Regions from separate parts of the Mus musculus genome. Here all the other regions are linked to region 3. The links are chromatin loops, found by intact Hi-C in ENCODE. Cell type or tissue: left cerebral cortex. All regions are shown on one strand. Region 1 has its middle 84 kb from the start of Tmem182. Region 2 has its middle 27 kb from the start of 4930448I06Rik. Region 3 has its middle 94 kb from the start of 4930448I06Rik. Region 4 overlaps Pantr1 (POU domain, class 3, transcription factor 3 adjacent noncoding transcript 1). Region 5 overlaps Gm29260 (a long non-coding RNA gene). Region 6 overlaps Gm29260 (a long non-coding RNA gene). Region 7 has its middle 69 kb from the start of Gm29260.

The links. Peaks named below come from ENCODE experiments on the same cell type or tissue, not always from the same donor. Only the 100,000 strongest peaks of a DNase experiment are listed, where the experiment ranks them.
Region 1: it touches region 3 in a loop (3.0-fold over the local background); 2 of 42 quality-filtered maps call a loop at or near these places.
Region 2: a loop joins it to region 3, with 3 times the contacts of the local background. A loop is called at or near these places in 4 of 42 quality-filtered maps.
Region 4: a loop joins it to region 3, with 5 times the contacts of the local background. A loop is called at or near these places in 8 of 42 quality-filtered maps.
Region 5: a loop joins it to region 3, with 2.6 times the contacts of the local background. A loop is called at or near these places in 2 of 42 quality-filtered maps.
Region 6: it touches region 3 in a loop (2.6-fold over the local background); 4 of 42 quality-filtered maps call a loop at or near these places.
Region 7: a loop joins it to region 3, with 5 times the contacts of the local background. A loop is called at or near these places in 3 of 42 quality-filtered maps.

Annotation. Positions count from the first base shown.
Region 1 is chr1:40,887,617-40,891,616 of GRCm38, reverse strand. No RefSeq gene overlaps it. Among named protein-coding and RNA genes, the nearest start is that of Tmem182, 84 kb to the right of the region's middle. In left cerebral cortex, a CTCF peak has its summit at 3,814 (motif pointing left); DNase peaks (open chromatin) are centred at 1,163, 1,251, 1,849 and 3,752.
Region 2 is chr1:41,152,473-41,156,472 of GRCm38, reverse strand. No RefSeq gene overlaps it. Among named protein-coding and RNA genes, the nearest start is that of 4930448I06Rik, 27 kb to the left of the region's middle. In left cerebral cortex, a CTCF peak has its summit at 3,746 (motif pointing left); DNase peaks (open chromatin) are centred at 2,055, 2,620, 3,059, 3,803 and 1 more place.
Region 3 is chr1:41,273,229-41,277,228 of GRCm38, reverse strand. No RefSeq gene overlaps it. Among named protein-coding and RNA genes, the nearest start is that of 4930448I06Rik, 94 kb to the right of the region's middle. RefSeq lists an enhancer at 1,183-2,753. In left cerebral cortex, a CTCF peak has its summit at 2,481; DNase peaks (open chromatin) are centred at 1,785, 2,219, 2,470, 3,888 and 2 more places.
Region 4 is chr1:42,689,120-42,693,119 of GRCm38, reverse strand. All of the region lies in intron 1 of Pantr1 (POU domain, class 3, transcription factor 3 adjacent noncoding transcript 1), which reads left to right. All of the region lies in intron 1 of Gm46091 (predicted gene, 46091), which reads right to left. Among named protein-coding and RNA genes, the nearest start is that of Pantr1, 3.7 kb to the left of the region's middle. In left cerebral cortex, a CTCF peak has its summit at 1,700 (motif pointing right); DNase peaks (open chromatin) are centred at 1,724 and 2,835; H3K4me3 peaks cover 3,583 bases; H3K27ac peaks cover 3,782 bases.
Region 5 is chr1:41,885,921-41,889,920 of GRCm38, reverse strand. The region is part of intron 1 of Gm29260 (a long non-coding RNA gene); the gene reads right to left. Among named protein-coding and RNA genes, the nearest start is that of Gm29260, 140 kb to the right of the region's middle. In left cerebral cortex, no CTCF peak of the experiment used is centred here; DNase peaks (open chromatin) are centred at 777, 1,614 and 2,063; H3K27ac peaks cover 612 bases.
Region 6 is chr1:41,808,878-41,812,877 of GRCm38, reverse strand. The region is part of intron 1 of Gm29260 (a long non-coding RNA gene); the gene reads right to left. Among named protein-coding and RNA genes, the nearest start is that of Gm29260, 68 kb to the right of the region's middle. In left cerebral cortex, a CTCF peak has its summit at 2,361; DNase peaks (open chromatin) are centred at 1,570, 2,347, 2,826, 2,916 and 1 more place; H3K4me3 peaks cover 913 bases; H3K27ac peaks cover 1,544 bases.
Region 7 is chr1:41,672,190-41,676,189 of GRCm38, reverse strand. No RefSeq gene overlaps it. Among named protein-coding and RNA genes, the nearest start is that of Gm29260, 69 kb to the left of the region's middle. In left cerebral cortex, no CTCF peak of the experiment used is centred here; DNase peaks (open chromatin) are centred at 1,329 and 1,770; H3K4me3 peaks cover 362 bases.

The sequences.
Region 1 (4,000 bases), 390 kb after region 3:
CCTAAATTCCAAAGGCTGGCCTTGAATTCACTCTCTAACCAGAAGACCTTGAATTGGCAAGCCTTCTGCTCCTCCTCCTGGGTACCTAGCATCCCAGACCTGTACCAACAGGCTTAGCATAATCATTTTGTAGTAGTATTTTATTGACAATGGATTTTTTTTCATACAATATATTCCAATTATATTTTCTGTCCCTACCTTCTGCCAGTTGCTCCCCACCAACCCTTCCGTCTGAGCCCATACCCTTTTCCTCTCATTTCTTAAAACATCTCTTTCTCTCCTGCTATTTCTTCTTAACTTTAACCCACACAGAGGACACCCAAGCCTATAGACTGCAGAGCGTGTAGAGTACTGACTGAGCTATTGAACAGTTAAGGACAGGTTTAGGATTCATCTTTGTCCTGCCTGTTCATTCCACATTTCCAGGTTGCTTTCTTAGATGGGGTTATTTTGTTTTTAGTAAGGCATTCCGAAATTAATTTTAGATGTCAGCAATTCAGCTGGAGGCCGTGACTCTCACCGGGGCCCCTGAAATCACCAAGGTTTTCCATGAGCACAGCCATCTGCAGACCCGACTGCAAGTTCAAGTCACTAGTGGAACTTTTAGAAATTCACCCGTGCCCTTAGCCCATCCTGAAGAAATTGATTTAGCCTGTGGGAAGAAGGTTTCCCAGTATTAGCTATTTCAGAATCCCTGAAGTGGTATTCTAATGCGTGGCCGGGGACCACAAACACTTTGAGGAGAACTCTGGCTCACCATGTGTCTGAATTTTGCTCCTTGACCTCCTAAGCCTCAGGGCAAGCAAGAGCTGCTTCAGAAGTCGTTGCCTTTCAAAGGCAATTTAAAAAGACAGCCGCGGTGCTCACCACCTCACCACAATCAGAGAGAAAGAGAGTAAAATTACATTCTGGAAGCCAAAGTCAAAGGACAAATCCAAGTCTATTTAAAGGTACTCTCAAATGGCTCCCGCAACAGATACGGGGACTTCGGGTTACAGAGAAAATGATTTGCAGCCTTCCTGTAGAATTTGGATCGCCTCCTTCTTCCCCATCCCCAGCTGTAGTCAGAGCAAACGGCTGTCTGCAATAACCAGAGCCCAAAGAGAGCTGTGTGGTGTTCTCTGAGGTGCATGGCAGCAGGGAATGCTGAGCGCATGCTCAGGTCCTGAACTCCCAGGCTGGATGCCCTCTGGGAGACTTGAGCCAGCTCTGAGAATGGCACAAAGGAACAAGGGCTCCTGAGCCAGCCCCCAAGCGCTGCCTCCCAGCCTCCAGCTTGCTCCTGCAGTTGGCATGTGCGGGAGTTTCTGGTGTTTGAGTCGCTCTCACCTTCTATTCCCTTAGTGAAAATCCCATTATCTCCAACAGCTGTGTGTCAAGAAAAGACATGAATTCTGTGCCACAACAAAAGGATCTGATGCGTGTTTCTCCGGGTAGCCTTAGGCTAAAAAACATTTTATCTCACTTTCTTCATTTATAATACAAAGACTTAACTTCCTACTGAAAGGGATGGATGTCTACTTCAGGATGGGAAAAGTGTGAAGATTGCCTCGAACCTCCTCCCCGAACATAGCAAGGTTAATAATTACATGTACATGTAATATAGGAAATGTAATCAACCAGACGCCCCCCCCCCCGCAAGTCGTGCAAACCTGCCGTTAAAATATTACTCGAAATTGACCATTTCAAGATAAACAGATAAAGGGATAGGCAAAGAGGCAGGTCACATGCCTACCGCGTAAAGCTTGAAATTGATTTCGGAAGCATCCGAGCTCGCTACGAAAGAACCTCGCTGTTTAATTAGGATGGCTTGGATCCAGAGTCTATATTTAGGGGAAACTGGAAATTACAGTGTAGAAGCAAGAATCACCCAGCAAGAGTCTAAATTAAGGGAGAGAGGACCCAGTGAAAGAAGCGCCACAGTTTTCCTCAGCAAACTATGAGACGTCTTTTGTGTTTCACCAAACACAAACTGAATAATCCCTTAGGTCTCTCTCTACCTTTTCCTCTAACGAATGTGCTCTGACTAAAATCCTATGAATATTAACTTTTCAGTTCACCTTCATCCGAGTTGCACATGGTTCTCCTCCATACCTGAGCTCTACTGGAGTATAGGCGGATTTGGCACCCGACCCGCAACACATCAGAAGACTCTCATTAAGATTCCAAATGTATAGAAACATATTTTATACCATTAATATTTTGGCTTCTTTTTGTAAGTGGTTGGCAGAAGATCCATGGCACCATATCATTAATTTCTTAAATATTCCTGTTTTCTTCTCATCATTGATGTATCATCAAATAAATTAGTTCAGACCCAAAATGTGACAGAGAGAAACATATGATTGATTTTTTTTTTTTAACTTTCAGGAGGTGTTTTGAATGATTTTATACAACTTATTCTGGCTTACCATCCTAAAATTTTATAGAGGAGTATGTGGATATTGATGACCAAAAGTATATTATTATTATTATTATTATTATTATATTAATAATTATTAGTTTTACATCTTCCCACTGACCTGGCTCTGAACTGAAAGATGACTGTCAGTAAGTTCACTAAACACAGTTTCAACCATCTAAATACCATATTCTAAGCTGTTAAGAATATAAGTCACCAGCAAAGGGACCTTGTCAGGGAAGACACTGTAAGGAACAACACCATCCGGTTAGGAAGTCGTCCAGAGGGCTCAGAGCTTTGAAAGTGGAGTTTGAACTTCATTCAAATGACAGTTACTTTCCTGGGCTGAAGGTTTAATTTTCAATTACAAGAGGGAGAATATGGGCCAAGTGCGCCAGTAGTTCTTACATAATTTAGCTAACAAATACATCGAAGATACCAAGTTTGGAGCTTATGGATTAGTGCCCCTCCCCACCGCATACAAACACCTCTGCTGTGCTCCGTGCTTCCCATGCAGTCTCTCTGGCCTCTAGTGCAGTCTACAGCCTGGGCTTTAAAAAGATCTGAAAGTCACATGTTCCTGGGTGGGAGGACCCAGCTGACCTGATCAGTTTTTTGCTGGCACATTCTAACACCCAAAAGACAGGAACCCTGACCGGGTCATTCAGTCTTTGACACAAGGCCTAGTGCTTATTGTGTGCCTTCTACTGGCAGATAAACCTAAGTAAGATTTGGTGACTTGGTGCCAGAGCCCCCACCAGATCTGTACGCACTTCCTGTACAATGTAGGTACCTGCAGCAGGTTTTCCTTCCTTTACAGCCATTTTGGGAACATGAAGCCAACTGGTCCAGGCATCGTCTAATATTCACAAAAACTTTTTTAAAAAATCAAATCAAATAAAGAACGTACGCTGTTTTGTGCCTTAGAAGTATTTTAAAAGACAAGGTCATAGTTCATGTTTAGTGGGGACAAGCAGGGCAGCGACGAGCATGTGTGTGTTGCTGTCCTTATGAAGTTCTGTACGATTGTCTGCTGCCTGAACGAAACCTTAGTGATCGTTTCGATACAAACTGAAAACCCCAAGTCTTATATAAAAACAAAACAAAACAATAACAAGAAAGTCAGCTCTCTGGTATTTTTAAACCAATTAGTCAGAAAGGTGGGAGGCGAATTTCACAGGGGAAGTGAACTAGGAGCCGCGCACACTACTCGTTCATCTTCTATGCCCACGTGAATAGAGCAAAGCCTTGGAGAAGGACCCTGCGCAGCCCGATCCACAGGCTGGCTGGAAGCCCGTTCTTTTGCATGTGTGGTACCTCTAAGTTTGGCAGGCTGAGCGCTTCATGGGAAAGAAAGGCAAGGTCGTTCCTAACACAGACTCCAGAGAAGAAGATGTGCCCAGCACCGCCACCAGGTGGTCATTCCTGGAAGAGATTTCCCAAGTACAAAGCAGAAACCTGCGAGGTTACCTGACTAAGAATCAGCTCCCTGGCCTGCTTTAAAGCATTCTAGAAGGGGTGGGGTAAAGAGGTGAAAAGAGACTGGGATGCCGATCCTCTAACAACCAGACATTCTCTAAATATATTTCCACCTGGATA
Region 2 (4,000 bases), 120 kb after region 3:
TTAGATAAATGTCCTTCCATGGGATTCACATCTAGCAAATGGAGTCGTGCATGACAAATGACGTCCTGTTTTGATGCCACGTTTGTTCTGTCAGTGGGGGGAGGAGTCTCTCAAGGTAGCCCATTTCCTTTTCTGTTCTCTTCAGTGTTTGTTTTTCTCTTCTATTTGGTTTGCCCTACGTTCCCAGACATTTGAAAGAAAACATCCAGGAAGCACACACTCCTTTGGGCAAGACCAGGGAGTCTAAAAGTGAAAGTGGAAACATTTTTGAGTCCCAACTTCAAAGTTACTAAGGATGAAATGGGGGGTATGGTGGTTAGAAGGTCACACAGGTTTGTCAGAAACACAGGTGGCAGACTGGGGGTCTCCTCCGCCTGGTGTGGGAAAGAAGAATTGAAGGGGAACCTAACCTCTGTTCCCTTGCTCATCTGTGCCCACAAGTCTCATAGCAATCGCCTCCTCTGCATGACAAGCAAGAGCAAGTTGAGCCCCAATAATTGCTTAGTCTAAGGCTCCGTGTAACGTGTTTCCCTTCCTATCTCACCCACCAAGAGAATCTTTTTATTCTTCTACTGTGAATTTTCTTAAGCCAAGTCTTAAGATTTAGTATGTGCTGAGGCAAGCCCTCGACCTTTCTACACAAACTGTAACTGATTATGAAGATTTTAAACTTCCACGGGATCAAAGAGCTGGGGTCTCGCTAAGAAAGGGATGGGGGCTGGCAGAGATTGTACTTTCTGGTTCTTACTAAGTCCTGATTTGAAGTTTTTCATCTATATGAATTTCTCTAATATTCAGTTTGAGTAAAACAATACTTTTATGTTTAGATTATGCCTGGTTCAAAGATACCTATTTCCCTTGGGAAAAGTTTATGCTGATTGCAGGAGTTTCTTCAGACATAATCCCATGCACACAAGTGATTGTGTATGATATTTATATGAATATTGCTTGAAACTATTTATTAGCCAATATATAGTGTTATTCTAAAGATATTTTGATTTTTAAAATCCTTTGTACTTCTACAAAGGAATAATACAGACTGAATTTTAAAAAAACAAAAAACAAAAAAAACTTTCCCAATAGCATCCTTATGTACATGTACTGACTGTACTAAAAACAGATTTAAAGTATACATCGTATGTTTACTTTAGGGAAGACTAATGATATGTTAAAATGCTATTTTTAATTTTTTAAAAAAATCCTATTATGTGAAAAGATAAACTGAGAAAATTCCGTTTATCTCTTGGGAAAAGGTGGCACTACCATCAGGTATTTTAAAGGGTAATTTCCATGTCCAAATTAGCTAAGAAAAATCTTTTCTTAAATAAATAAATAAATAAATAAATAAATAAATAAATAAAGTTATGCTATATTGGAAGCAAATCTCTTTGGACATGGGTCCCTTAACAAACGGGGTGTATTCTTGGGAATGTGCCAATGGCCCCTCTTTGTCTTTGAGCATCATACACTTACAAACTACAATTAATCTGTGAGATAACCTTAATGGGATCTTTGGGGTATGAGCTTGTCTCTCATTCAAGGAAATGTTGTCCTGTGGCACATGAATGAAATATGATTATGAAGTGTGTGTTGGCAGGGGATTGCCAGGCTGTGCAACCTGATCTCTTCACTCATTACTGTGTGTTCCTGGGCAAGTCCTGTGACTTTTTCTCACTGAGCTTCTAGTGTATAACTAAACTAGGGATAATAGTAACACAAAAACCCCTTGGTCTTTTTAGCACTTACTGCTTACAGGCAGGGAAAACAAGCCAAGTAGTTTAGAGAAAGCCACATCTTACAAAGGTACGTTTAATTTTTTTTTCCCTACGCCTGAAGGATTGTATATTTCTATAACTTTAGTGTTTCCTGGAATATTCCATTTGCTGAATAGAAGAGTCATGCAGACAGTAGTCCTGCAGCATTAATGCTGCTGTTTTGAGTCAGACCAGTGCAGACCAGAAGATTCCCAAAGGTCTAGCAGAGGCTGCCGAACTCTGTGCTTTCTACAGTTCTATTGGGGTGTTTCAGGCAGACCAGACACTGTCAGTGCAAGCTTAGACTGCCATGAAGCAAGCATTTTAAAGAGCACATGGCTGAGCCTGAAAAATGCAACTTCCTCTTTCCGTGGTGTTCTCTGCACTTGAATAATCCAGTCCTTAGTGCCGATGCAGATTGAAAAAGGAATTCAAATTTCCTTAACATTAACTTCTAGCAGCCAAAGATCAGTGTTAGGCTGGAAATTGTGTCTTACACATAAACTCCCGTGTTCCCACTGGCAATGAGTGGCCCCTAAAAATGTTAACTGTTTGTCCTAACTAATTAATTTATATGGCCATTAAATTGTAAACATTTTGATATTCAAGCATAAGATACCTTCCTGATTTTTTTAAAAATATCTTTTGGCAACTTAGATGATTCAGCCATCCTGACACCCTGATTAACTTTTGGTATAATGATGGCTTACTGCAAAACTTTATTTTATTTATTTATTTATTTATTTATTTATTTATTTATTTATTTATTTATTTGACTTTGCTGTATCTCACAGAGGGGGCGTTGGACTTCCATGACTGTAGCGAGGCAGTGATAGCATTGTTCTTGGAACTTTCCCAGCCGTGAGTGGAGAGTTGCTTTCCTCCATGAGAAAATCAAGTCTTTAAATGGGATCCGGGCAGGTGGAATAGCCCCTCTGTGGAGTAGGGTTACATGGGCGACTTAGATGAAATCTGCGAGGTATTCTTCCTCTGAAAGAAGCGAAGAGAATGGGGGAGCGAGAAAATGTGGATGAATGATTAAATGAACTTCAAGGGCATTTTCATCTGGGAGACAAGTGTGAAAGGAAGAATAATAAATGGCTCCCTGCCTTCCCAGAAAACGGTTGGTACTCATTGTCTGTTCTGGAAGGCATCGGGTAGCTCATGCCATCCACCAATGGGCATAGAAAAGTTTACATAAAAGAAAAGGGGTCAACTAAGTAGAGAAGGGAGGCTTAGCCAAAACAAACTGAAATGCTTCATTTCACTAAGGTTTGATTAATGGGATATTAGACACCTAAGACTGTTGAGACAAGAGCTAACTAGCCTTTAGCAAACTGTGCCGTGAATCACACTTCACACATTGAGATGTGATGTAATGAGATTCTCAGAAAGTACCTCAGTTAGAAACAACCCCTCACATTCGAACACGCACTTTCCAGCTCTTGCCAGTGGCTGGCACATTGTCACTAATAAAGCTGAAAAGAAAACTCTGTGCTTGGAAACTCTTCCTTCTCCCTCCTCTTTTCTCTGCTCGTCTCTTCTCTTCTCTTCTCTTCTCTTCTCTTCTCTTCTCTTCTCTTCTCTTCTCTCTCTCTCTCTCTCTCTCTCTCTCTCTCTCTCTCTCGCTAGGAACCACCAGCTGGTGTGAGAATAAAGGACAATATGTGTATTGGCAGTAGACAGTTCATAACCAGGATATACTGATTCTCTCAGCCTTAACAATCTAAAGTTTTGACGTAGAAATTATTCACATAAAACCACTTATGGTTCTCATTGAGGTCCATTTGATGTGGTTATGTGATGACTTTTAAAAGAAAACTCTGTATGTCCCTCCTCCTAAAAGATTAGCATGAATGTGAGGTTATCAGGGTTCATAATTGATCAATCTCCAGCACTGTAAATTTTTTGTTAAGGATTTTCCAGACATCCCTGGGCCATCTTAGCCAAGAGAGTAGTGAGTAAACCTACATCTCCACCTAGTGGTGCCTGAGAACATTTAATTACTTCTACAGTGAAAAAGATTTAGTCTTTCTTGGCAGCCAGCATGAAAGCCCTGGGTTGCTGTGCTGTGGGAGCACAATATTTAAAGATAACATTTTAATCCTAGAATATTCTTATTCTAGTTACACCACCTCCATTTTTCTACTCCTCCGCCCTAAAAGCTGACATTATTAGATTGCAAAGTAGCCCCAAAAATTCCTCCCACTCCATTTTTCTATCTTGCACTGTGCTCAAAGACTTTG
Region 3 (4,000 bases):
AACACCTGATGTAGGCTACGAGATAATATTTAATTTCTATTTTACAAGAAGCCTTTGATCAGAAAAAATCAGAACTTCTCTATTAATCTCTTTGAACTACATAGAGAGAGAGCAATGGTCCAGCTGATTTTTATTATTTTGGGACAAAGCATTAAGGGATACAGACAGCATGCATTTTTAAGAGTTCTCTCAGAATGATTTCTGAAAACTCGTTACATGAATTTTCCATGATTGTGCTTCTGATCGGGGATGGGAAGAACAGTCAATATTCACATAAGAGAAAAAGAGAGAAAAAAAAAAAACACCAGAAAAAAATTGCAGAGAAACCCTAAAGAGGTCTGAAATTGATTCAACATCCCAATACATATGATATCACCAAGGAGTTGCATAGAAAATGAGACAGCATGTAGCCTAAGGAGGAGGAGGTGGATATCTTCCACTTAAAGAACCCAACATTGTTGCAAATTGGGTTGGAATTCCCTGCTAAGTGCAACTTGCTTTTGGAGACCTGTGAGATCCGGACACTTGGACACTTGGCTTCCCTAGGAGCCAGGATCAACGCCCTCTGTCTGTCACTTTCTCTCTCGGTTGAAACCTTTGCTTCCCTTTCCATGAAACCATTATTTGACCTTACCAATGTGGCTATGGGAAGGAGTCCTTTTCTCAAATAGGAACTCTCACTAACAGAATCTCACTGAGTGCCTTGAATCCGCGTCAAAACACAGCCACCTGGCACTAACTCAAACTGAATGAGGGATGAGGACCCAACCTTGGTTTTTATTTTAATCAAAGACACCTGGTTCGGGAGGGTTATCATTTTTCCCCCAAATGATTCCGATATTTTTTTTCTCTCTGTCACATTTTTGATAAAGGACATTAGTTTCCTGCAAAATGCACTGTTTTCCTTTGTGCCCCCCCCCAACCCAGAAAGAGAAAAAAAAGAGAAAAAAAAGAAAGAAGAAAAAGAAAAGAAACAGTATGTATGCATGTGAGGGCTACAGCTTAAGTAATTCATTCACAGAGTATACAAACATTTATTGGTACAAAACCTGCAACATGAGGGTTGGTTTCTTTTCTTTTCTTTTTTTTTTTTTCTTTCTTTCTTTTTTTTTTTTTTTTTTTTTTTTTTTTTTTTTTTTTTTGTTAAAATTTAGCAGTGTTTTCTCAAATCTTCAAAGCTTGCCTTGATGGTGTGCTGGAGTAATTGAACCACTCCGGCTTTTTACATAGGGACATCTTATCTCTCTTTCATTTCCCAGGCTGTGGCTTCTTTTCCATTCCCATGAAATCCATGTACACACTTTAGAAGCCCTCCTGAACAAGCTTGCTTCTAAGTTTCACAGAGCCCTTAGCACGATTTGAATACGAAAGAGATACTGAATAAAAAGCTTTAATCTCTTGTCTGCGCTCCTGCTTTCTCGCCTCCCTTCATCTCCTCCTCTTCCAAGGGCTTTTCTATGTGAGTAAACTGAACATTTTTCTGTTTAAAGTGAAGTGTAACGTTGAAGAAGATGCCTTCTGGAGGTTGGGATGGGGGGGGGGGTGCCTCTCCTGCAAATCTCTTCTGTCAGATTGGAGCTGCACTTGTGAGCCAGCCACGGTGCCTTCTGTTAAAGCTTTACAGGTACAAGATTAGCAAAGAGCTCTCAGTGAACAAAAATCACTCAATCCGCAGAATATACAGGGAGGTATCAGATGTGCCCTCCACCTCAAATGCTGTGGGGCTCTCTCCTCTGATACCTCTTCCCCTCGGTGAGTTGGAACTGCTTGAAAGGATTTTCTGTTCTCTGGTCTCTTGTCAATTTGAATGCCAGGAAATGAGCCCCCTTTGTAAGATTAATTAATAGCAGGAGCGGATCGGCCGAGCCCAATCGCCACTCAACGGAGCTGTAATTGCTACTTTGTGGAAAGGAAAGGGAAAAAAAAGTTTGGGTTGCCGTTTAAGAAGAGGGTTTAAGGAAAGTTCTTTGAACTAGAGGTCTCAGTGCACTGGATTAAGGCAAGAAGCAAGGAGGCCTTTGAAGTTTGCTAAGAGGTTTTGAAGGGGGGAAAAGTTGGGTGGCAAAGGAGAGCTGGCAACATCAAACGCTCACTCTGCTGGCTCCTCACCTGCTTGCTAGCCAGAGGGACCTGCTGCAGCACTGCCTGGCCGGCTGCGGACCAAGGCAAGGATGCTTGACTGGGGGGCAGCTTGGGTCCCTTGCTCGGGACAGGAGCTCAACTGCTTGACTGTTCTTGACAGTACACTCACTAGGAAGAAGCAGACAGGAGGCAAAGGATAGCCAACTCTGATTCCTCCGGCTTTTCAATACCACTCTCCGTCCTAGGATCTTCAAAGCCACTTACAAAACTTCCTCTGCTTATCACTTAGCAATAAGGTATTGATAAGAAAGTCTGGAGTTCCTGCAAGGCGCGGATCTGCCCCCTGTCTGGAAATAGGAATTAGCTTATGCCATGCATTCATTCGCAGCAGGGACAATGTCGCCCCCAAGGGGGTGAAACTAATTCTTGGGTGGGTAGGCTGGGGATAGTAAAACACAGTCTTAGATATTGTGACCATGGTGATTCCCAGAGGAATAAATACCACACAGCCACATCAACAGATAGACTAGAGTAGGAATAATGGAAACCCAAAGAATACTGCCAGTTTCCTTAAGAGTTTCAATTAAAATAAAACATACTGAAGATCACCCATGAAGGCAGAGTCTGTAATAAAATGTAGCATGACTTTCACTTCACATGGGCCATGAGCTGGCCATAGGTTAACTCAGTACATGTACCTCATATTTGATTACATATATATATATTTTTTCTGGAGATTTTCATTGAGATCCCTGGTAGACTTTAATTCTCATCTCTACAAATTATCTATATACTCAGATTTTAAGACTGCTTTTGTCTTGGAAAAAAAACCCATCAGATTCATTTGTTTGGATATATTTGGCTACCTTATGAAATATTTTATGCTTTAAATTCAGAACTTCCAAAATAACCTACAAGATTAAAATGGCTGCTGGTAGAGTGCTTGCCTAGCATATGTGCGGCCTTGCATTCCATCTTCAATCCTGCAATTAAAATAAATAAACTAAACATATATAATATATAAATTAAAAGATATAAAATATAATGTGACCTGAAAGATTTGTTATATTAGCGCAGTTTATCCTACCCATTCAAACTCTGTTGTTTAACTTGTCTTATTTATTACCTTAAGTTTTCATTTCAAGCAAAAATTTAGGAGTTTTGTTTGTTTTGGTTTGTTTGATACCATCAAAGTAATCCAGCAAACAACAAACTAAGCAAGCTTCGGGGTTACTCTGGTGTTTATTAGCTAATTGGGTGGTTTTAAACATTTTATTAATTTAAATTCAAGGATTTGGCTTTCATTTTTAAGACTTCACTACCAAGTGAAGTTGCAATTCAACAAAACGTGTACATTTTTGGTGGCATACTTCAATAGTGAGAAAATACTGAGTTTTTGTTTGGAATACATAATAATGCTGACTTGTCCTCCATTATAGTAATAAGGAGTACTTAAAAGATGGAGAATCAATCCAGCTGGGGGTGAATAAGCAGGATCCTTTAATCCATGTCTGGAGCACGCTTGCCAGTTAGAGATTTTAGTTCTCTCCTGGATGCGAGAAACTTCGGGGATGCTCACCCTTAAACTTTTCCCACCCAGCAATATGTGGCACAGTAGAAGGAAGCCTTCTCTCTCCCAGTGAATTCAGTCCACTGTACTCTGGAACAGCACAGGGGCCCAATAGAGTATCCTTCTCAGCAAAAGAGACCTGTGACATTTCCAGACTCCCCTCTTCATTGACTCTATCCCCACATCAGACTGTGACAGCAGCATGGCCTAGCCCAGCTCTCAGCCCACAGCGAGCAATCAATAAACAGTGTTGACTGAACTATGACTGGAACACCCACCACTCCAGGCCTGGACTCAGAAGCCCTCATTCACGTAACCATCTGGGGGGACCTGCCATTTTGAAAGTTT
Region 4 (4,000 bases), 1.4 Mb before region 3:
TAAAGAGAAGGCTAAGGATAACTCGGCTCTGGAGAGTAGAGAATATGCCTTCTCTTCTGCCCCTCCAGGAACCTTACTTTTTTTTTTTTAAACAAAAAACAAAAACAAAAAACAAAAACCAAAAACCAAAAACCAACCACCACCTTTTATTTAAAAGTCTAACCTTGGGAATTTGCTGGGTAAGTGTTTTTTTTGTTGTTGTTGTTGTTTTGTTTGTTTGGTTTTTCTTGCTCTGCTTCCTCTTTTTCCTTCCTTTCTGGTGTATTGTTTATTTGTGTTCTTGAAGGTTTGGAAGCTTTATTTTCATTGCTTGGGAGGAGCGGGGAAGGGAAAGTGTGTGGAAGGGAGTTAGTAAGACAGGTCTGACGTTGCTAAAATAATACATAAAAAGGTGGACTGATTCCAATGGCCCTCACAGCAAGAGCTTTACCCTTCTGAGAGAGAGAGAGAGAGAGAGAGAGAGAGAGAGAGAGAGAGAGAGAGAGAGAGCTATTAATTTTAGTTGTTGATCATGAGAGGGGTAAACCCTAGAAATGAGTTGTTTACTAAACATAAATATTTCTTATTTGGAATTTTCCCCAGAGAATCAGGGCTGAAGAGGGAGATGCCTGGCCTGTCTTGGTGGGGGTGTCTGAATTGTGAGTCTGCCCAGATTAGGACAGGGAGCTGTAGGATCCAGTGAAGAGGGGAGGGGGCTGGCAACCAGAGGGCAGAGGGCTAGAGATGAGGAAGAAGTGAGGGAGAAGAGGCAGGAAGTCAATGTCCCCCTAGTTAAAGCTGCAAGTGGGGAGCAGGCGGTGTGTGCTGGCTCAGTAGTGAAAACCCATCAGAAAGAAGGTGATCAATCAAAACTAACCAGGATATCCTGGGTCTCCACTCCCCAAGGACAATGGAGCTTCAGTATAGAGAACCAGATTTTCCATGTTTTCTATTTTTGACAGTCAGATCTATCCCTCCTTATCACTATCTCCCGGTTTTATAAAATTCAAGGATATACTTACTTAAATAAATATGGCCGAAAGAAATAGCGATGCTAAGTCCAGGCCAGTGTGATTATGTTACTTTAGTGAAATGGTCTGGGGATGATTTTTTAAATGCTTCTTGGATTTGTTCTTTTGAAGAAAGCCACATTGGGAGGGGAGTATCAAATGTCTGAAATTATAGTGCACTTTTGTATACAGAACACCTTGCAATTTTGAATTGGTAATTTATTTGGAAACAGTTGATGCTAAATCAATGCAGTGGTTTGTAATGAGGGAGGAAGAGGTGTCAGTTGAGGAGGGGCTCAGCATCGCCAGGTTCCCTCCCCTTGTTTACAGCCTTGCCTCTGACTGGGGTTAACTCCGTGTGCTCCATTGGACCAGATGCCATATAGAGCTGCTCCCTGAAGATCATTTGTTTCCTTGATGGGGAACATTTCTGAGCAGAGCATATTGGTTGCCATAGAGAAAGAAATAAAAGGAAGAACACTAGTCACATTAAGCTATATGTTTGTGCACTGGGCTTTAGATAAAAGGACCTTGATTCAGCCAAAGAGGAGAAGCCAAACTAGAGATTTCTAGGACTACTAAAACTAGCTTTATTTTGTTTTGGACTTTTACAGTTGAAACATATAAGCTAATTTTATTGGTTGTTGTTAATTTTATATGACACGGTTTACTGAACAAAATAAACTTTGCTTAGCAGTACACTATTGACTAGTCGGCAGGGGGCGCACTGACTCGACTTAGCAGTAGCTGAGGAAAATGTAGCCAGTTCAAAAGCAAATCAGTCTTTCCAAATTTGCCAGAAGAACAAACACCCTTACCTTTCCTGTGCATGTTCAAGGGAAGAAAGGAAATGATTGGGCAACACAGAGTTTTAAAATACCAGGACAGTGGTCTCTCCCACACTAGCCATGTCTGTAAAAGACCCAGGAAGCCAGAGGATATTGAAACTATTTCCCCATTTCTCTCTGGAAAGCGTGGTTAGGGCTGTTTATAAAATAAAATGGGCTGGGAGAGAGAGAGAGAGAGAGAGAGAGAGAGAGAGAGAGAGAGAGAGAGAGAGAGAGAGAGAGAGAGAGAGAGAGAGAACCGTTATGGTTACAATATAGGTTACTTAAGAAACTATCTTTCAGGCTGATGATGGTGATTGTTTTTTTGGAATTGAACTAGAAAGCAAAATGAATTCTGAGGTAGTATATGGTATATGTAAAAATGATGGTCCTTTCAGCAGGGCATAATCTCACAACTGGGTATAATTTAGGGTCTTGAGCATATAGCAGGTGCCTGGGATCTTTCAGTCCATTTGATACCTAGTAGCTACTTTCATTCTTACTGTTTTCAAAGGGTTTAATAGTTACCCTTGAAGGGCTCTGTAGAGAAAAGAAAATACAAGCTAGACAGAGGATAGAGGTAACCGTGGACTTGAACCTTTTTAAGGACAGATAAAGAGGAATTTTAGTGGAACATAAAGTTTCTGCCCCTAAGATTTTTTTTCCTTTTGTGTATGTGTGCTGCCAATGAAAACCCTGACAAAGAACGAAAAAGTTTTGTAGCAAACTAGGAGGCTACCTAAAACAGTGAAGAGCAAATCCCCTTGGTTTTGAGGATTTAGTCAGTTTGTCTTACACAATTTTCCCAAGAAGATTTAGAGAGTTACTAAGAAAGCCAAGGCTGGAGTGACTAGGGTGTGAAGCTGGCTTCCACAGTGCAGCTGAAGGCACCTGTGAATAAAGGAGTCACAAAGCCTGACCTTTCTGATAGCTCTGCTGCTCCTCTAGGGGTGGGGGTTGTTGCCACTGGCTTCTTTTCAACACTGCTCCAAGCCAACCAGGCTTCAGCCTTAAGTTTTTCTGTGAAACTAATTTTAGCAGGTCGGGGTTGGATTGAAGTGGGATGTGAATTCATCTAGGTTTGAAAGATTATAGGAATCCTGTAAGCAAGAGACACTTGCTCAAATACACGTATACCATATGATTTCACACTGGACCTTACACATTTGGCGTCAGAAGATGCAGTGTTAGGTTTGTGCTAATAAACTCAAGTGGAGAATTGAGGAAGGTTTCATGCGAACCAAACCACTGCCTTCCTCCTCAGCTCTGCATTGCAGACAAAAGATTTCCAGGAGAAGTCCACAGAGTGGGACAAACCCCAAGCTTAGCTTGCTCTGCATGCTCAGGGCTGTTCAGAGCATTCAGAACGTATTAGTAGGGAGGGGACACTTTGTTTTTTTTATTCATCCATATCGCAAAACATTGGTGAAGGTCTCCGTGTTCTTCATACAGCATGTTCTCCTGTGTTATAGTTTCTTGGAGCTGTGGTTGTCTAAGCAGCTGTCTGTTCTCTCTCTCTCTCTCTCTCTCTCTCTCTCTCTCTCTCTCTCTCTCTCTCTGAAAAATATACTCAGAAGAACAAGGAAGTGGTGGGAACCCCCGTGGTCCACTTTCAGCAAAAGAAACAGAAGAATAAGAATTTGGGGCAAAGCAACAAGTTAATTTGAGGTGACCTGCTGGTTTACAGGGGCCATGTTAGAATTCTGCAATGACTTAGGGGATAATCAAGGATCAATGAAGATCCAAAGTTGTGGGCAAAAGCTACAGACTTGTTGAGAATACTGCAGTTGCTTTTGCCAAATGAGAGAACGTAGAAAATTACCTGAGCCAGAGGTGCCTAACATGAAGTGGGTACCTCCTCATTTGCTTCCATTTGACAATGACAAGGCAGTCCAACAAAGTACAACACAAAAGCAGCTTCTCTTAGCCTTTACACATTAAAATAGATGTTTGGCTTACCCAAATGTATGGCTTATACAAATGGGGAGGGATCTGCAACACTGGCTTTTGGTTAGAAAAGAGGCTTTATCTGGTGAACAGTGGACTAGTCACTTCTTGGTATTGCTAAGGTTTTGGAGTATGCACCCCTCCCCCACTTTCTATCTCTTTAATATCTGGTTTATATATTCTGAAGGAAGGGAGAAAGCACTTAGGTTTCTTCAGAACGGGCTGAAGGAGTAATCA
Region 5 (4,000 bases), 610 kb before region 3:
GTGACTGCTGTAGAGTGTGACTCTCAGAAAACACGGGGAAAGGGCAGAGATTCAGAACTGCTTGCTAAATGGCTTCATACGGCTCAGGGTTACAGGATATTAATTGAAACTCCCTACTTTTAAGTCAGCTCAGAGATCAGACAAAAAAGCACTCTCTCATTAAGGAGAGACATTTCTGTCCCACTACAAATAAGGGCTCTTCTATCATACTCAGGCTAAATACTATTGTACACTTGATATTTAATTACTGTTTGTACTTGAATTTAAAGCATTAAAATACGTATTTTTTTTTAAAAATGCCTTTAAAATCATTATGAGAAAAATGTATCACTACTATCACGTTAAGTTGTGCACAGGCATCTAATAAATATATGGAATGACTAATCATTGTGATTAAGGACAATAAAGTCAGGGAATAAGGGTGAGCTTTGGCTTAGAAACTAAACACTCACATTTCATCGTAATGGTAAGGATCTCTGGAGAGGCCTGTTAAGGAGCAGGGCAAAGGGAGCAGTTACTCACTGAAAACGCTTTTGGCCACTCTTGACCTTTGAGTTTCCAACTTAAAGGACACATAAACAACACCATTCTCCAGCAAGTTGCCTCGATAACCTGCTGGAAATGGGACAGAATATCCTGCAGCCATTTGACATGCACAATTTAGCAATTATGTGGTTGGGGGGGGGGGGGGTGATGTTGTTAAGCCACTGGGGACTGCTGGTGTTTACAGCCTTTGGAGATTTATAGAAAAACCCAAAGTCTAACTGGGCACAATCCGCACCACAGTAGCACAGTGTGAGTGGACAGTCGACAGGAAAAGCAGTCTTGGACCATTTCACGTACTTACGTCAATCTAAACCCAACAGAAGGAAGCAAGGGAGAGCTCAAGGTCCTGAGATGCAGCTATCCATTCCTGTATTTAAATGATGGATGTCTAAATATCACAGGAAAAGTACTAAATTACAAATTTAAAAAATAACTTTCTCTCCAGGTGAAGAAATATTAATGCTTATTTTGCTTTCCAGCTAAAAGAAGTTGTCATTTTTCTCCTAGCTTTGAGACCATTACAATTTTTATTTATTTATTTTTTTATTTTCCAGGATGTGCAGAAGTTACTGGCAAGTTGAATAGAGCCATTGCTTTAAATATTTCAGTCTAATTCAGGATTCCTGATTTGTTTCCTCTGTGAATAATTTAAAACTCTTTTCTTTTGTTTAGTTTCCATGATAGGAAAAATATGGTATTTACATTTTGCCTTTAAAAAGACAAATAGATTAAAAGTAGGGATATTTTTCCTCATCATAAAGTAAGATCATGTTCAAACTTTTATATCTTTTACATGCAAGCACAGCCTAGCACTCTCAGCACTCCGTTCAATGGAAGCAGATTCCACAGTCCTTTGGCCTCATCAATCAGGGACAATTGCAGCAAGCATGACTGGGCCCCCTCACCCTAACCCCTTCCCTGCTGCTTGGGCACTGCCTGCCAAATGTTGCAGGAAGTGACTGGAATATGCACAGCACTCCAGCCACACCCTCAGGGTGCTTGGGGGTCACTGCCATCCCCACCGAGAACCCAGAGCAGCTGTTCTCTAAGCCAGGAGTCTGAAGCTCAGTCAGTTTACAGAGATCCTTTCTCCTAGGGATCTTAGCTCCTGCCAGCTCAACACATGCCATGAAACCAGCACCCCACACCCACCTCTCCTCCCAGTGTCTCGTCCAGGACGTTGAAGTTGAAATGCAAAGCCTAGATTTCAGCTTTGTTTTATTAAAGCAAAGAAGCCAAGCAAGTAAAAAAAAAAAGAATTTTCTGGATTAGATAACGAGTTAATTATCTCAGGAAGGGCACACAGACATGAAAGGAAGGGGCCATAGTGACAGAAGTAGGAGACGAGGAAAGATTGGTTGGCACAGAAATTGGCTCTTGGTGCTCCAAGGACCTCGGAGTAGACTCCCGCTTCCGATGGAGCCTTCATGCAAGTGTGATTTTCAGCATATGGAATGCAGAAGGATAGGACTCCCCAAACTAAGTCACACAAAATTGATATTCACCCGTCGGGACTTAGGAACTTTTGGGGACCTACCTGGCAAAGAAATGCATGTGAACATGTTCCACAATGCAGCAGTGCCGTGTTGGCTCTTGGGTTCTGCCTACTGTGCTTGTCTTGAGCAGATGTACTTTGTACCTTGCAGTCCCTGCACAGAAATATTGGCGGAAACTCTCCTGCTTTAAAGGGACTAAGCCTGAGGATTTTCCATGTGCTGAGCAGCTGAACAAGAGTGTGCACGTTGTGCACGATTACCGAGTTCCTGCATCGCAGGAAGCAACACCAGTGATGCCTTTGGTGGTATTTCATAAAGAAAATTGGGAGAGGAAAAACTGGTTTACTTCATGTTAATATTAAAGAAAACCATTGGGTTGTATTTATTATCTTGTTTTCTTAAATATGTCAGACAGTCAGACTGCTCTCCAAAGGATGACACATACAAAGGAGCTATCGCCTGGTATCTGCTGATCTCCACGGATCCTGGCAAGTACCAATCATGACTACTAGTCCTAATCTGGAAACTTCTTAGTTAGAATCCTGGGTTGGGATCTCTAAATTTTGTGTGAATGGTGACCCTGTCAGGACCTGCCATGCCTTCTGATGGGATAGAAGACAACTCCATGTATAGTGTCAGTGCCAACTGACAATGTAAGAGAAAGCAAATCGGGTGCTTCTCTTGACTCCTGACATCATCGGTCAGGCGGTCTCTATAGTTTCCTTATGTCTTTACTGAGGTTCCCAAGTACTGCTTGCTGCCTCTACAGGCCCCACCCACCCAAGGAACATTGTGCTTATTCTTTGCTTCCTTCCCCACCCCCCCCCCCATCTCTGGGAGCCTTTCTACATCTGAAGTGTTCCTTCGCTCCTGCACCCTCCCTCTGTCTTCCACTGACTAGAATGTAGGTTCTCTGAGGCAAAGGAATTGTTATTGTTGCTGTTGTTGCTGTTGTTGTTGTTGCTGCTGCTGCTGCTGCTGTTATTGTTGTTGTTGGTGGTGGTGGCAGTGGTGGTGTTCATTACCCTATTCCACTCTACAGTCTAACCTACACTCTCACCATGACTCTTTAAATATGTATTAAGTGGAAGAATAAATGAATGTATTAATAAATGAATGAAAATGGGAGATTCTACCTAAATATATGTTGGGATCCTGAGAACCTGAAGCCTTCTTTCCTTCTTTCCTTTCTTTCTTTCTTTCTTTCTTTCTTTCTTTCTTTCTTTCTTTCTTTCTTTCTTTCTTTCTTTCTTTCTTTGTTTTTCTTTTTCAGTGCATTTATCTGAAATAATATTTTTTCAAATCTTTTGTTCCAAATAGAATATTTTTTTCCAAATACATATTTCTTTCAGTGAATTTTCTATGCTTCAAGTGATGTTAAGTATAGCGTGGAAGTGAGTGTTTTGGTCATACGGGTAAAGGCTTTGCTTATTGAAGTTTGTCAGTACGGTATGAAAGGCCCACTGTGCTCTGTTCCCAGCCAGGGGAATGGATGACATTGTAGGGCCCAGCAAGATGGCTGCAGACCCAAGCTGTGACAGCCCAAGTGGTCAGGCCTACAAGCTATGTGTGAATGGCTGCCTGTCATCTTGCACATTTAGGAAGAACAGTGGGGCTTTGATCTCCTCCTTTATAAACCCTGAGCATAGACTTGTTCTCCATTCTAGCCCTAGAGCTGCTGTTAGGAAGGTCTGGCCCCATCACCTTACTCTCTGAACTAAACAGTGTCTCTTTCCACCCTGTAGTGACAAGTCACTACCATCCAGAGATATTTTTGAACTTATGAATGGGAACCGGTGCTGGGATAGAAAAATGAGAACAGGGCAGCCGCTAGGGTGCTCAGTTCCATGCCTTCTCCCATAGTTGTTTTTTTTTTTTAATTGTTTTACTTTTTGCTCTTTTCCCTCCTTTCAGAAAAGCACTTACAGATTTATTAAATCAGGACAAGAAACAGGATG
Region 6 (4,000 bases), 540 kb before region 3:
CACACTCACACACACACACTCTCTCTCACACACACACACACACACACTCACACACACACACACACACACACACACACAGCAGTAGCCAAGGACAAGACCTCGCCGTCTCACACTGAATGATTGCCTTCACCTGCTTTTATGTCCCGTCACTTATTTTATGAAGGCTTAACTAGAAGACCTCTCCCTATTCAAGAAGAAAGAATATTTTTCTACCAAGGATCTTACAAGCTCAAAGGCCATTTAACTTAGCTTAGCCATCTGGTTTATTTTGCATTAAAGGAACTTCTCATTTAATTTACCAGTCTATAATAGGTAACTTTTTCAATATGGAGCTAAAGGTCACTATTATATGTAAGGAAAATTAAGCCGACGTTCTCAGTTGCCTTACAGTTCTCTTAGTTCAACTATGCCAATAAATGAACATGTACAACAAGCCGAAGGGCTTTTTATTACAAATTTAATTCATTTCTCTAGACAACTGTGAAATTTGCCATTGACATCAGTCATTACCCCAAGGCGAACTAAAAGATGATCTCAGTTAATAAATGGTCCTTAACAAGGAACGCTCCCATCTCCTGTGATATTGGCACAGGCACATTTTATTAATGCAGGGCTTGCTTCCTGCCAGAACACCAGCATTCACGACTATTTGGTGTGCATGTTTCCTCTTCCTGCTCCTGATATTAATAATTATACAACAGGATAATTAGCAACACAAAGAGACAGTACTATGAGCTTGAAGCTAGATTTTCAGCGCGTTAACCTTCTGGGAAATAAAGAACAGAAGCATAGAGTCGAGCCAAATAACCAATGCAGGTTGATTTCACAGTGTGTAAAAGGCTAATTATCTGTGAAAAGTCTGACCTCAAGTAACAGAATTACAGAAATGTTCATGCATTTTTATTTTAAATAAAACTCAAAGACATTACTTCAGCATCCTAAGGAAATCTGCATAGTCAAGGCACGAGGGAAGACATTTGAAACTTAAACAAAAATAAACTCTGTAGGGTGTGATAGTGTCTGGACATAAATGTTACTGATAGATCCAGGCACCTGAGATTACAGGAAAAAAAAACCAAACAAAAAAAAAAAAAAAAAAAAAAAACCTCATGCATCTTTTCCTACTCTCAGCACACAGCCATCATGATGGGGGGTGGGAACCTCAGTATGCGACAGAAGTAGGTTAAGTGTATTTTGTTTACTGAAGACAGGCTACCATAAAAAAGAGAAAATATTACTACTTCTTTACAGGTACCATATGTAATTCATTCTGATATAGGAATATTTATCCACTAGCAGTAATAACAAACTACAATTTTTGTCATGAAAAAAATAAATTGTATTTGCAAAAAGCAAACACATTACAGACTGTGTAAAAACGCAACATTCCCATTTTCTAGTCAGAGTTCCAATTTATTGAAGTAACAGAGCAGAAAATGCACTGACAGCTGTTACATTTTATTGCGAATTAGTATATAGGTTTTATATCCAGTGAGCAAACGCATGATACATTGTATTCCAGTAATTGCCAGTGGCTTTCAAAATGGAAACAGGATGATCTCAGTGCAATTATGCTCAGGAGAGCACACAGAACAGTCCCCAGCTCCACACTGCAATACTTTAACAATACTAACATTAAGTATATTTATTTCCTTTTAGTTTCCCCAAAATTAAAGATCAAAGAGGTCAAGCTGGATTCAAAAGCATCAGAGGTATTTTTCAACTGCTATATGTGACCCCCCTCATCCCACAGTACAATTTTTTTGATTTAAGTCCATGTAGTAGGATATTGTAGTTCAGGATTCCAGGAAGGTCAAACACCTCCTCCCTCCTCCCATCTCCTCTCTCTGGGTATATTGTATCATTATTTTACTTCTGGGATGTTTCCTCTGTTTCTCTCTTGGCCCCAGAATGTAAGGGGTTAAGAGACGTGAACAGGGTTAAGTTTTGGCATGCTTTAGGAAATGAGCTGTATGCCCCTGGACTCCTCTTTACTCAAAACAGACAGATCGTTTTAGACTCCTTTCCTGTTCTCCCCCAGTAGCTGTTCTTTCTCGCACATGACCATTAGCTACAGTCCTGGGGAAAGAGCCATTTGTTTTCATAAGTGTTAACTCGGATTTCATGGCTCGCCTTACTAATTCTTAGGACTACAGAATTACAGGTACATGCGCTGCAACCTTCTAACCACTCTTCCAGTCAGTTCTCATTTATATGAAGCAAAATTTTGCATATCCTAAGAAGTCTATTTTCCCCTGTTTTTGCAAACCTTTATAACCCACTTCAATTGCTTGGCACCTCCTCCTCTGACGCCTTCCCCACCATCCATCTCTGCTGGAGCCTTCAATAAATCCGGCTGTCTCCTCCCCTCTAGTGGTTGCCAGCCAGCCTTGCAACAGAGAAGCTGGGACTGCAGAGCTCATACATAGAGGGACACTTGTGCTCTTTTTTTTTTTTTTTTTTTTTTTTTTTTTTTTTTTGATTGAGAGAAAAGTGGGGTGGGGTGTGGGGTGGGGATAAACCCAGCAGTCTATCACCGCAGAAATAAAATTTAGCAAGCATTTAAAAGGATATTCTAGCAATGTCTACGGCTTCATCAACACCAACCTGCTGACATAGATTCGCGATCCCAGTCTGTTATTAGTGATTGAATTAATATCGTGTCACAACTTGTATCTGGTTTAATAAAAGAAACCCACGAATACAAGAAAATTGTGAAAAGCACTTAATAGGACTTTCCCCAGCCAAGGCTGGAAGGGAAATTCCATGCAGCTAGAACAACAAAGATCAAGGGCCATGCTCCTTACACCTGGCAAGGTTGTCCCAGGGCAGCTCAGGAGTCCCTTCATAGAACTCAAAGCGTGAATGCAGCATGGCCCCTGTAGAAGCCGTCATCAAAAGCAACAATAGCTACAACAGAAAACTAATGATGTTTGTCACCCTCGTGTCAGAACTGGTGGTGTAACAATAAAGAAGCCGGTGGTGCCCTTTGCCACTACAGTAGCCACTTTAAAAAATAAAATAAAACAAAAGTGATAGCTCAGCTTTCCTCGCCTCTCTCAGCTGGTTTTAACCACATAGAAATGCGCAAAGTTATCCACAAGGAAGCGACTCTGCTTAATCTTAATAAGAGATCCAAAATACTGGCCCTTCTTGCTTGCCTGCTAAAGTATTGATATCATGGATTTGTGAGTTTTAGTATTTCTAAATAAAGTATCAATTTTTTTCTCTCTACAGACACAATATACAGATAAAGTTTATTATCCCAGGTAGATTTTCTTTCACTTAATTGAAAATGAAATATTAATATATAGTTCTGCTCAAATTTAATCATGCTAAATTTAGTGAGGTTTCCTCACATGGTGTGAAAAATGACTAATGTAGAGTATATCCTAACTACAACTACTAGGGTCTAGTGACCAACATTCCCTACTGAATTCTTTGGTAAAAATAGGATCCAAAGACACACACGGCCTATTCTTAACAATTGTTAAGTGCGTTCCCCTAATACATGCCCCCCCCCCCCACAGAACAAAACAAAAAAATACCTGTTTTTGTTTAGTGTAATGACTAAGGAAATAAACTTTTCGGGGAGATTAAGTATTGATCTGAAGAAAATAAAGTGATTATTTTTAAACATTTAAGAAAGTTCAAAAAATTAAAGTTGATATTAATATTGAATATCATTACATTTTCAGTAGCATAACAAATGTGTACAGATACAGTGTAGAGGTAAGTCTGAGTTCTCCTTTAGATCCCACTATGGACTCTGTCCAAATGTCTGCAGGCAGCTGGCTAGGGAAAATGAAGTATGCTTATCTCCCGCTTCACTGAAAGGGGTCCTGCAGGGCCTGATAGGATCTCAGCGGAGACTGAAGTGAGCTGCTTCCTTGGAGACTGCATTAGAGCTGAGCGAATGTGTAGAACTGGAGCTTGGGGGAAATAAAATAAATCAGATATGGAAAGACGTACATGATCTGTCACAATAGACTTCTAAAAC
Region 7 (4,000 bases), 400 kb before region 3:
ATGTAAAATTAATGCTTGAATTAAACATCTCTACATCTTATCTGAGCTATTAGAGAAACCTGACAAAGTTAAGAGCTGTTGAGTAGGAAATTTTATCTTTTCTGATTCTCTCAGGGTTGACAAGCCCTGGTGATCTGAGGTGCTGTTATCTTAACCTAGAATAAAAGTCCCCAGAAAACCTGTAAACGTGAGCATACTGTGTGCATCTCTGACATACTGTGTGCATCTCTGAACCCGTGGAAACCCAAGAGCTGGTTTAGAATCAAAAGATCATTTTTAGGAAGATTCCATCTTCTGATAAAATACTTAACATTTGTCCAGCTTTTTCATCTCCCCTATAGAGAAATATGTGTTTGTTACACCAAAGAGGTGGGTAAATCCCTGCGAACTCCCTGTCATCGCTCCAGCAGTCTGTGAAGCAAAAGAACCAAGATCTCCCTGTAGCAAAATTTGAAGATGTAATTCTTTGGTGTCAGGACGCCTCTCAAAAAGGGAAAGGAGAGAAAGCACAGCCTGCCACCACGGTGTCCCCCTCCCGTTACTCAGGATTGCTCTAGCTTGGCCACACCACTGTCTTCGAATGGCTTGCCTGTGAAGGTGGCAAGTGCCTTAGCAATAGATAAGGCTTAATGGGGATGTCACAGCCCTGCCACTGCTGAGCTGCTCTGAAAGCATGGGAGATTTTTAACATAATAATTATAGCATAATCATTTAAACATAATAATTATAACATCTTTTGTGTAAGGTCTTTCTTCCATGGAGGCTTGCCAGCATTCATCACCATCAAAAGTATTTATTTAGCACCCGAATGTGTATAGTTCTGCTGAGTGCTAGCATTTTCTTCGCTAATTTTTATAACATCTTAAATGGGTAAAGAAAAGCTGGAGGAGGAGAATTAGGAAAGAAAAGGTTAAAGAAAAGCCTTGGCTATTTTAAACCTCCTTCTAACAACTTCTGAGGAGAGAGGTGTGGAGGGACCCCGGAACCACAGAAAACTCTTTCCTATGAGAGTTATGGAAACAAAAAGACTTACTACTTAGGAATCTAAGTTTTTCCTGGAAAAGCATTAAGTAATTAATTTTTAAGAAACTTAAATGTGTTTAACATTTCCTACTTACAAATATATGAAAGAATGAGCACTTGAACTAAACATCTCTATATTCAAACGAAACTTTTAGAAGAATCTGACAAAGCGGAAGCTCTCCTGCTTGATGTTATTAAATGTTGTCTAATTTCTTCAGGGTTGGCAACGCCGTGCCAACCCCAGAGATGCTTTGGGATCTAAATGAGTTTTGTGTGAAACACTTGAATATTTTCTGTGCATACTTACATGAAAAACACACGCAGCCAATTCAAGGCAAGTAGGTTGTGGGATTATATAGATCTAGAATTATTTCCACGATTATTTTCACACCACAGCTTACACATATGTTGAAAAGTCTATTGTAGGATATACAGTATTTTGAAAATCCCAGAAGGACTGGAAAATAAAGTGTAGATATTTTGCAAAATACTTAACCAAATGGTTCACACAAATATAGAAGCAAACTGCACGCTTGGAGATTCCCTTTTAGACCCTCTTCACTCAGCTTTAACATATGTGTCCTACTTTTTTAAAATACCGAAAATATTTGCAAGTATGTTTATTGAAATGTTTCTAAATTCTTTGCAGTAGTCACCCCATTTACATCCATACATAATTCCCACTCCTTTTTGTGTGCATGGCGAGTGTGGGGTGGAAAAACTCAGATAATTATATCTTTACGAGTTTGTAACATTTTAAATTTCCAAAGGAAAATTAGACCCATAATTTTTTTTCAGATGTGCAGCTGAGAAATACTTTTTTAAATCGCTAATTTCACTGCAGATTAACACATTCAGTTCTGCCAAAAATCTGCCTGCTCCCATCCTTCCTCAGCTGAGCCAGCCACTCTCTCCCCTGACACACTCCGCTCTGATGTCTTGTAAGAGGGAAAACAAAAACCAAAACCAAAACAATAAAAAACAAAACCTTTTATTCCAAGGAAGAGAAGAGATGGGAAGTTGATCGTTTTTTAAGCTTTCGAAATTTGCTTTTCTTAAATAGCAGAAGAAACAAATGAAAATTAATTAAAGAATCATTTAATTGAGTAATAAATGATAATGCATTTCTATTACATATGTTCCCAGCCCAACAAATTCACTGTGTAAAACGCGGGTTTTGTTCAGAGTGGTATTCTTTTTACTGCTAAATGCATCCCCCTCCATTTCAAATCAGGAAATATGATTTACAAAAAAATTACAATTAACATTTTAGATCTTCATTATTTGTAAAGTAACATGAAAACAGCAACCAAAAGAAACAAAATAGTACTATAATATAAAATAATCAACATTTAAAAAGTTACTTTTTCCATTGAAATGTAAAATGTGGAAACTAAGTATATTACACATTGTACCAGTGTCTGATATAAATTGTATGTTTATGGGAGTATACAGTCTATAGTATAGTTTTGATATTAGCATGGCTTCTATTATGTTACATACAAGTATACAAATTTTATACAACATATGTTTATATATATATATATATATATATATATATATATATATATATGCATGTATATAATGTATATATAAACACAGATAAATAGATTACATATATAAGCATTGTGTAGCGTCTGTGTGTGTTTGTATGTTTGTATGGTGTGGTGTGTGGGTGTGCATGTGTGTTTGTGGGGTGTGGTGTGTGTATGCGTTACTTGGGCTTTCTCCATGGCAGAGGTGGCTGTAGTTCCTGCATTGTGAAGGAGAATTATGGCAGGGCATTGAAGCAATTGTTTGTGATATGCATTTCTCCTTGAGTTTTAAATAATTCCTGAGTGACTCAAATGAATCTTGAAATTTTCTGTATGCTGTAGAATTCTTTTGAATGATGGGCATATTGTCCTTGATGATGTTGCTTTAGGAATCAGGCTTTTAGAAAAGCAGCATCATTGATGCATTTGTCAGTAAATTGTGGTTTTAATCATATTCTCAGAAAAATTACTATTGAATACCTCCAGAATTTGTATGGCATAGAACACATGATGTTTGACTTTATTAGCATATAAACTTTGAACCTGATAATCAAGGATCCTGCCCATATCCCTTGGGCATTTTAACTAAGTTACAAACTCCTGTCTGCAAAAGCAATACTGTAGAACTCCCTGCTGCTTGTAACCCTCATCTGGATCCAACATTGCAAAAGACCATTAAAGAACAAAACTTTAATTCCTTTCTTTTCTTTTCCTTTTTGCCTCTGGATTCAAAAGCAGAAACCTTGGTTGGATACATCTTAGAGTTACAATCAATTGAAAACCACCTTTTCCCCCTTTATAGTATATAAAAATGTTTTATATCAGAAGAAAGTGTCAAGTATTATGTTGAAGCAAAATTCAAAATTATATATCTAATATGCTTGGTAACAATGCATATGAAACATAATTGTTTGCTTCTTGTGGAAAAAGTGTCTGTGATCTGAAAACCTCATAAAGCAACCCTGATCCACTGTGGTTACTTCAGTGAGGAGAGAAATGTGTCCTTGCATAAGAGATATCCCATACTTAAAATATATATATAATTCTCAACCATTTAAATATTAGATTTTAAAGCTGTGGGCATAGCTCAGTGAATAGAAGGCTTGTGTGCCATACATAAGGCCCTGGGTCTCATCCCTAATACCACACGTACCAGGTATTTTCAAACCTGCTTGTAATCCAGGTGCCTGGATGTCAGAGGAGCAAATGACTTTGATCCGTCACTGGTTCCCTGTCTGATGAAAGTCATTTTTTTCATCTCTTCAGGAAAAACAGCATCATTAAAAGGATGTTTTCATCACTACTGGCAATAATGATACTTTAGAAATACCGTTGAGAAAGAATCCTGCTTGAAGCTGATGCAGTCTTTGAATGTTTCTTCGGGAGGCCATTGCTTCTGAAACATGGTGCCTTGTAGTCTCATGAATCGTTCAAAGTGGGTT